Linked DNA regions of Homo sapiens: region 2 is linked to region 1. Evidence: chromatin loops called from intact Hi-C (ENCODE). Cell type or tissue: A673. All regions are shown on one strand.

Evidence for each region. Hi-C counts contacts between places; a loop is a spot of excess contacts. Peaks named below come from ENCODE experiments on the same cell type or tissue, not always from the same donor. Only the 100,000 strongest peaks of a DNase experiment are listed, where the experiment ranks them.
Region 2: a loop joins it to region 1, with 15 times the contacts of the local background. A loop is called at or near these places in 1 of 110 quality-filtered maps.

Annotation. Positions count from the first base shown.
Region 1 is chr13:21,398,310-21,402,309 of GRCh38, reverse strand. It overlaps ZDHHC20 (zDHHC palmitoyltransferase 20), which reads left to right. Exons shown (of 13, transcript NM_001330059.2): 6 at 625-657; 7 at 1,817-1,937. Among named protein-coding and RNA genes, the nearest start is that of LINC00539, 55 kb to the right of the region's middle. In A673, no CTCF peak of the experiment used is centred here; a DNase peak (open chromatin) is centred at 2,349; H3K4me3 peaks cover 402 bases; H3K27ac peaks cover 1,531 bases.
Region 2 is chr13:21,197,034-21,201,033 of GRCh38, reverse strand. No RefSeq gene overlaps it. Among named protein-coding and RNA genes, the nearest start is that of MRPL57, 22 kb to the right of the region's middle. In A673, no CTCF peak of the experiment used is centred here; DNase peaks (open chromatin) are centred at 2,433, 2,973 and 3,193; H3K4me3 peaks cover 680 bases; H3K27ac peaks cover 4,000 bases.

The DNA of each region.
Region 1 (4,000 bases):
AAATACAGTAGTGCTTATGCATAGGGTAAAATTTTATAGAATATGTGGAAAAATAACCATCTCCAAGCCCATCAGTGTTAATATTTTGACTTATTTCCTCCTAAACTTTTGTTTTTATGACCTGCATATGTTTAAAATAACATAGGGGCCATCTGTATTGCATTTTATCTCCTTCAGCTAATTTGTTAGCTGGATCTAATGTACCAAGTACTGTGTACCAGATCTGAATTTTGTTTTTTTCAGGACAGGGTCTCACTATGTCAGCCAGGCTGGTCTCGAACTCATGACCTCAAATGATCCTATCGCCTCCACCTCCCAAAGTGCTGGAATTAATTACACGCATGAGCCACTGTGCCCAGCCCAGATCTAAATATTACAGTATTATTTGATGTGGTCTAAGGCAGCTGAATATGTTCAGCTGAATTCCCAGTATAAAAATCATGACTTTTTACCTATGAACATTCTTGTGGAAGCATCAGAAATTATCTCTAACCTAGTTTCTGGGTTGATTCTCTTAAGATGTAGTTGTAAAGGGAATTTTAAGTCAAATAAAAGAAAATTATGAGAAGTTAGAATTAGAAGAATTTTTCTGCATGGATTTTCTTATGCTTGTTTGTTTCCTAGATGTATTCTTAAGATGGATCATCACTGTCCTTGGTATGTATAAAAAAACAGAAGAAATTGCATTGGTGGTGAGAGAGAGAATTTAGAGTAACTTCAGTATTCCTAAATTTTGAAGGCCAGTTTACTCATAGATATTAAGATTGATCTCTTTACATATATGCATAGATTTGTATGTAAACAGTTATATTAAATGGTTTCTATTAAAATATCTGCTGAAATTAACCCAAATAACAATGTATTAAGAATTAACATTAAAATTCCACATTCCTTATGGAATTTATTAAATACAAACATTCACAATTAAGACACCACTCAACTTCCCAGATGACCCATTTCTAGGTAATAATGATTAAGTTTTCTAGTTTTCTGATTTGTCTTTCTTTGTGTTTGTTTTGTTTTATTTTATTTTTGAAACAGGGTCTCTGGTTGCCCAGGCTGTAGTACAGTGGCATGATCTTGTCTCACTGCAGCCTTGACCTTCTGGGCTCAGGTGATTCTTCCACCTCAGTCTCTCAAGTAGCTGGGACTGCAGGCATGCACCACCACGCCTGGCTGATTTTTTGTATTTTTAATAGAGATGGGGTCTCTCCATGTTGCCCATGCTGGTCTTGCACTCCTGGGCTTAAGCAGTCCACCCGCCTTGGCCTCCCAAAGTACTAGGATTACAGGCATGAGCCACTGCACTCGGCCCAATTTATTTTTTTTAATTATTATGTTTTAATTGTTTTAAAAAACATCGAAGAGGTCAGGAGTTCAAGACCAGCCTGGGCAACATGGTGAAACCCCATCTCTACTAAAAATACAAAAATTAGCCGGCTGTTGTGTTGGGCGCCTGTAATCCCAGCTACTTGGGAGTCTGAGGCAGGAGAATCACGTGAACCTGGGAGGCAGAGGTTGCAGTGAGCCGAGATTGTGCCACTGCACTCCAGCCTGGGCAACAGAATGAGACTCCCATAAGATGTACCATGTTAACCATTTCTTAGGGTACAGTTCAGTAGTGTTAAGTATGTTCAAATTGTTGTGCAATTAATCTCCAGAACTTTTTCATCCTGCAAAACTGAAATTTTATTCGCATTAAAAAGCTCCCCTTCCCCACACCACACCAGCCCCTGGCAGCCTCCATCCTACTTTCTATTTCTGTGAATTTGTGATTTGTCTTACTTTTATAATGTGGCTTTCTTTATTTTTCCAGGGTGAATAACTGTGTGGGATTTTCTAATTACAAATTCTTCCTGCTGTTTTTATTGTATTCCCTATTATATTGCCTTTTCGTGGCTGCAACAGTTTTAGAGTACTTTATAAAATTTTGGACGGTAAGTCTTTTTTTCTATCTTGAAACATGTATTTAAGACTTTAAGATGCTATCTTCCTAATAAATTACTTTATTTTTTATGACAAGTAGATATACTTTAATTTTACAAGTTAGAGTTTTATAAATCCATCAGAGGACAGATAGGGCTACAATTTACTTTCATATACACATGTTTATTTGTAAATAAATGTGTATTAAACAGGATATAGTGAGCCTCTTTTAGTGATCCAAATTATTTTCACCCACATTCTAACAAAGACATATTCATTTTAGGGAGGTAAATTGCTTTTCTTTGAGTTGGTGAGACTTACTGCAATTTTATAGTAATAAAATCTATAAAGACAGGAAGCAGTTTAGTGGTTGCCTCAGCCCCAGGCAGCCACTAAACTGCTTCCTGTCTTTATAGATTTTACAGCATTTCTTAAAATGGCAAATGAATGAAAACAATCAAATGTCTTATCAACTGAGGTCCCCTGAAACTATGACACATCTATACAAAGGAATGCAATGCAGCTTAAGAAAGAATAAGGAAGCTCTTTATAACAAATGATGTGAAGTGATCTTTGAGATCTTTTATTAACGTGAAAAAAACAAGGTACGGAAGAATGCATATAGTATGCTGCCGTTTCTACAGCAAAATAACATGTATATATATTTGTATATGTTTTATCTGGAAGAATGCAGTAAAAAATTCTTAACTGGTTGCCTCTGGGGAGGGCACTTAGAAGGGAGACATGCTTTCTACAGTTATCCTTTGGATTTTGTATAACATGGACAAATAGTAATATATTCAAAACAGATAAATATAGCTTTAAAATTTTTTTTAGTATGGAAGTATATATTTTTTGAGGAAAAACTACCAAAAACATTGAAAGTAACTGCCTCTTGGAAGTGGGAGAACTGCTGTTTTTCATTAATAGCTTTTTAGCATTATTTTAATTTTCTCTGTGCATGTGCCATTTTTTAAAAATTTAGAAATTATTTTATATTTTATTTTATTTTTATTTTTATTTGATTTTATTTTTATTTGAGACGGAATCTTGCTTGGTCACCCAGGCTGGAGTGCAGTGGCGCGATCTCATCTTACTATAACCTCTGCCTTCTGGGTTCAAGCGATTCTCCTGCCTCAGCCTCCCTGAATAGCTGGGATTATGGGTGCTCCACCACAATGCCTGGGTAATTTTTGTATTTTTAGTAGAGACAGGGTTTCACCATGCTGGCGAGGCTGGTCTCGAGCTCCTGACTTCAAGTGATTTGCCCGCCTTGGCCTCCCAAAGTGCTGGGATTACAAGTGTGAGCCACTGCACCTGGCCAAGAAATAATTTCAAAATAAATGAACATTTTCTCCTTCATTTAAACTCTCTTTAAATTTCAAGATAATATTAATTCCTTTCTCTTTCCCCTTCAGCCCTTTAAATATAGGTTCAGTCCTGGGCTGTCTCACTGTTGGTTCTTTCTACTGTGTTTCTGGGTTGTTGCGTGTCCCCCTGTGGCATTCACAATTGCTGTTCCTAGCCCTAGCGCTCACATGGGCTGAGCCCATTCCCCTGTTTCCAGTTGCTATTTATTGAACCAGTAGACATGAGGAAGACACCATAAAAATCAGCACGTCTCAAACCAACCTCATTTTCATTTCACTGTTCTTTCTATGTTTATCTGATTGATTGGGAACAACATCTTTACAAATCTTATCAGTTTCCAAGCTAGAAAAATTAATAGCATCTTGGAACTATTGTTATTCCTGTATGAAACTGAGGTATAGAATCAGGGTGGTATACTAGGGGAAAAAAATGAGCTTTCTTTACATGTAAATGCCATGTATGTATTTATTTGCCAGAATCTAAGCTCCATGAGAGCATGAATATTTGTTTATTTTGTTTGTTTATGTTTCTTTCCTTTTTTTTTTTTTTGAGACGGAGTCTCGCTCTGTTGCCCAGGCTGGAGTGCAGTGGCGCGATCTTGGCTCACTGCCAGCTCCGCCTCCCGGGTTCATGCCATTCTGCTGCCTCAGCCTCCCGAGTAGCTGGGACTACAGGCACCCGGCACCTCGCCCGGCTAATTTTT
Region 2 (4,000 bases), 200 kb after region 1:
AAGTTGGAACTTAGGGAAACAAAGAATAAAAATTTGGAAAATTTGCCACCTGAATGTATGGTACAAAAGAAAAGTCTCTTTTCAGGGGAGGAACTCAAGCAGGCTGTGGAGAAACCACTTGCTAGAGACATTTGCATAACTAAAAGAGATCCAAGTGCTAATATCCAAGACAATAGGAAAAAGGCCTCTAGGGCTTTTCAGAAGTCTCTGAGGCAGCTCCCCCCATCACAGGCCCAGAGGCCCAGGAGGACTGAATGGCTTTGTGGGCCAGGTCCAGGGTCCCTCTGCTCTGTGCAGCCTCAGTACACTGCTTCTCACATTCAGGCCACCCCAGCTTCAGTCTCAGCTCAGAGGACCCCAGGTACAGCTTGGGCTGCCACTTTGGAGAATGCAAGCCATAAGCCTTGGCAGCTTCCATGTGATGTTAAGCCTGCAGACATAGACTGCAAGAGTAAAGGAGGCTTGGCAGCCTCTGCCTAGATTTCAGAGGGTGTATGGGAAAGCCTGAATGCTCAGGCAGAAGCCCACTGCAGGGGCAGAGCCCTCATGGAGATACTCTACTAGGGCAGTGCAGAGGGGAATTGTGGGATTGGAGCCGCCACACAGAGTCCCCACTGGGACACTGCCTAGTGGAGCTGTGAGAAGGGGGGTCACCATCCTTCAGATCCCAGAATGGTAGATACACCAGCAGCTTGCATCCTGCACATGGAAAAGTGGCAGGCACTCAATAAGCTGTGAGAGCAGCTTCAGGGCCTGAACCCAGCAAAGCCACAGGGTCAAAGCTCCTCAAGGCCTTGGGAGACCACCCAGCACACCATGTGCCCAGAATGTGGGACATGTAGTCAAAAGAGATTATTTTGAAGATTTAAGACTTAGTGACTGCCCTGGTAGGTTCTGAACCTGCATGGGGCCTGTAGCTCCTTTCTTTTGTCTGATTTCTCCCTTTTGGGTTGGGAGTATTTACCCAATGTCTGTACCCTCATTGTATCTTGGACGTAAATAACTTGTTTTGATTTTATAGGTTTGTAGGTGAAAGGAACTCATTCTAGATGAGACTTTGGACTTGGGACTTTTGAGTTAATACTGGAATGAGTTAAGATTTTGGGGGACAATTGAGAAGCCCTGATTATATTTTGCAATGTAAGAAGGACATGAGATTTGTGGGGGGAGGGGGCAGGGGCTGAATGATATTGTTTGGATATTTGTCCCCACTGAAATCTCTTGTTGAAATGTACTCCCCAGTGCTGGAGGTGGGGCCTGTTGGGAGGTGTTTTGGTCATGGGGATAGATCCCTCATGGTTTGATGCTGTTCTCAGGCTAGTGAGTGAGTTCTCATGAGATCTGGTTGTTTAAAAAGTGTGGCATCTCCCCTGCCACTCTTGCTCCCCCTTTGTCTGCTGCCATGATTGTAAGCTTCCCGAGGCCTCCCCAGAAGCAGATGTTGACACTGTGCTTCCTGTATAGCCTGCAGAACCATGAGCCAATTAACCTGCTTTTCTTATAAATTATCCAGTCTCACGTATCTCTTTATATCAATGCAAGAACCACTTAATACACTGCATACTAGAGATACAAGCATATGTACTAAAGGTATGAAGTATGATGATTATAAACCCTAATTTCATGGTGGTGTTTATCTGTCTGTGGGGAGGTCAATATGCAGCCTGGGACTGGGTACCCAGAGGGCTTCCAATGTACTGATAATGTTTTATTTTTTCCATTGGATGGTGGATGCACAGTAGTTCATTGAATTATTCTATATGCCTTGTGTACATTTTAAATATTTCACAATATTTCCAAATAAATATTGAATTAGTTATAAAATGAAAAGCAAAAAGAGGAAGCAATAAAGGGAACTCCAATTTGGATTTATTGTTGATCTATGAAGATGAATTGTGTAAGAATCTTGGCAGAAAGGAAAATTTCAGAACAGATTCATGATGCTGAACATATTTACATATACCCTAGACTTTGGGGAAAGGAATTTTAAAAAAGAAAATATGTAAGAGTTACATTGACAGAGACTCAAATTTAAATTATAAGTATTCAAGTCCAAGGGATGTAAAATCCAACCAAGTGGTCGACACACAGCCCTTCTCCAGTGCCCCTAACCACCCCTGGGGGTTTGTGCAGAGCTTGGATTTTACAGGCCCTCTTCATAAGGTGGAAACAGGGCATCACCAAAAAGAAGCAAAACAGAGGCAGGAGCTATAGAGCAAGAAGACTAAGCCGAGAATAAGCTGATGCTCGCCAGAATACTGGAGCCCACAGAACATCCCTGCAGAGCAGAAAGCCTCCTTAAAGGCCCTGGCACCTGCCCGGGATGTGGGAAGGTCTGGTGATCTCCAGTAGCTCACAGAGGCTGAGAGCGGTCACCTGGCTCCTGGTGGCCCCTGGGGAGCTCTTCCAGCAGGAGAGAGAGCAGAGTCTTCAAAAGCCCATCACCAGCCAGCTGGCCTGAGAGACAGCAGTTCCTGAGTGGCTCTCTGCTTTCAGGAACTCAGATCAGAAGGCACGGAAGGAACTCACAGCAGGATCACACTGCTGTCATCTGGATACCAAGGACCAGGACATGGGCCAGGAAGCTGGTGTCTGGCAAGTGTCATTTTGTTTCAAAAAAGGCAAACAAAAAGAATGTCAAAAATTTGATTTTAATTTTTTGGCAGAAGACTTCCTCCCTTTCTCCTGTCCTTTCTTTTTTCCTCTTCCTTCTTTCCCTCCTTCCGTCCTGTCATCCTTCCTTTTTCCCCTTCTCATTCCCTTCCATCGCACTTTCTGTGCCCAGAAAATGACAGCAAGCTGCCATGCACCACTGTGCGAGTCCTCTTGCTCCTTGCATTGTCAGCTGCATTTCCATATCGTATATCTAGACTCCCAATTATAGGCCCAGTGCTGTTTTTCTTTATTATCTCCAGTGTCTGGCACAGTGCTAGTCATGAAATACACTTTCTGAATATGTTTGTGGAAGGAAGGAAGGAAGGAAGGAAGGAAGGAAGGAAGGAAGGAAGGAAGGAAGGAAGGAAGGAAGGGGCAACCCCCCTGGGGTTAATGCTGCCTGTGCTCCCTGAAGTTCATGAGGCTATGAATAAAGAATGAGGACCCCCTGTTCCCCACCCTCCCAGCCTTGTGGTGGTGGCTGGGTGTGCAGGGATGGAGGCTGTGTCTTTTGCAAAGTGTCCTCCACCCGAGGGCAAAAACTACATCATAAGTCAAAACCAGCAGGGGGGCCTCCCGAGCCATCGGTGCACGTAGCTCCATGCAGTGCTCTGTGAATGCGCCTCTGGATGTGTGCAGGTGCATGCGATGGAATCTATCTGATGCTATGAAGGGTGGTAACATTTGAAAAGGGGTGACGGGGAAGGAGAAGAAACACCTGTGCTCCTTTGTAGGTGAAGAAGCACCCTGCTTCCTTTGTAGGGGTAGTTTCAGAGGAGGCTGCTCAAACTGAAGGTTTAAAGAAGATCCAGGATCTCATTATACCTAAAATCTCCAAAATATAAAAAATCATCATAACAAGAACCAGGACAGTGTCCATTTGAATGACAAAATACAAGAGGCACCAACCCAGATGTTGGAATTATCTCACAAGGGTTTTAAAGCAGCCTTCATAAAAATGTTACAATAAGCAATTACAAACACTCTTGAAACAGGTGAAAAAGAGAAAATCTCAGCAAAGAAATCAGACACATAAGAACCAAATGGAAATTTTAGAACTTAAAAATACAATAACCAAAATAAAAACACTTAATGGATGGGCTCAACAGAATGAAGGGAACAGAAGAAAGAATCAATGAACTTGAAGACAGAACAATAGTAATTAGTCTAAACAACAGAAAGGGCTGAGTGGGGTGGCTCACCCCTGTAATCCCAGCATTTTGGGAGGCCGAGGTAGGTGGATCAACTGAGGTCAGGAGTTTGAGACCAGCATGGCTAGCATGGTGAAACCCTGCCTGTCTCTACTAAAACTATAAAAATTAGCTGGGCATAGTGGTGGGTGCCT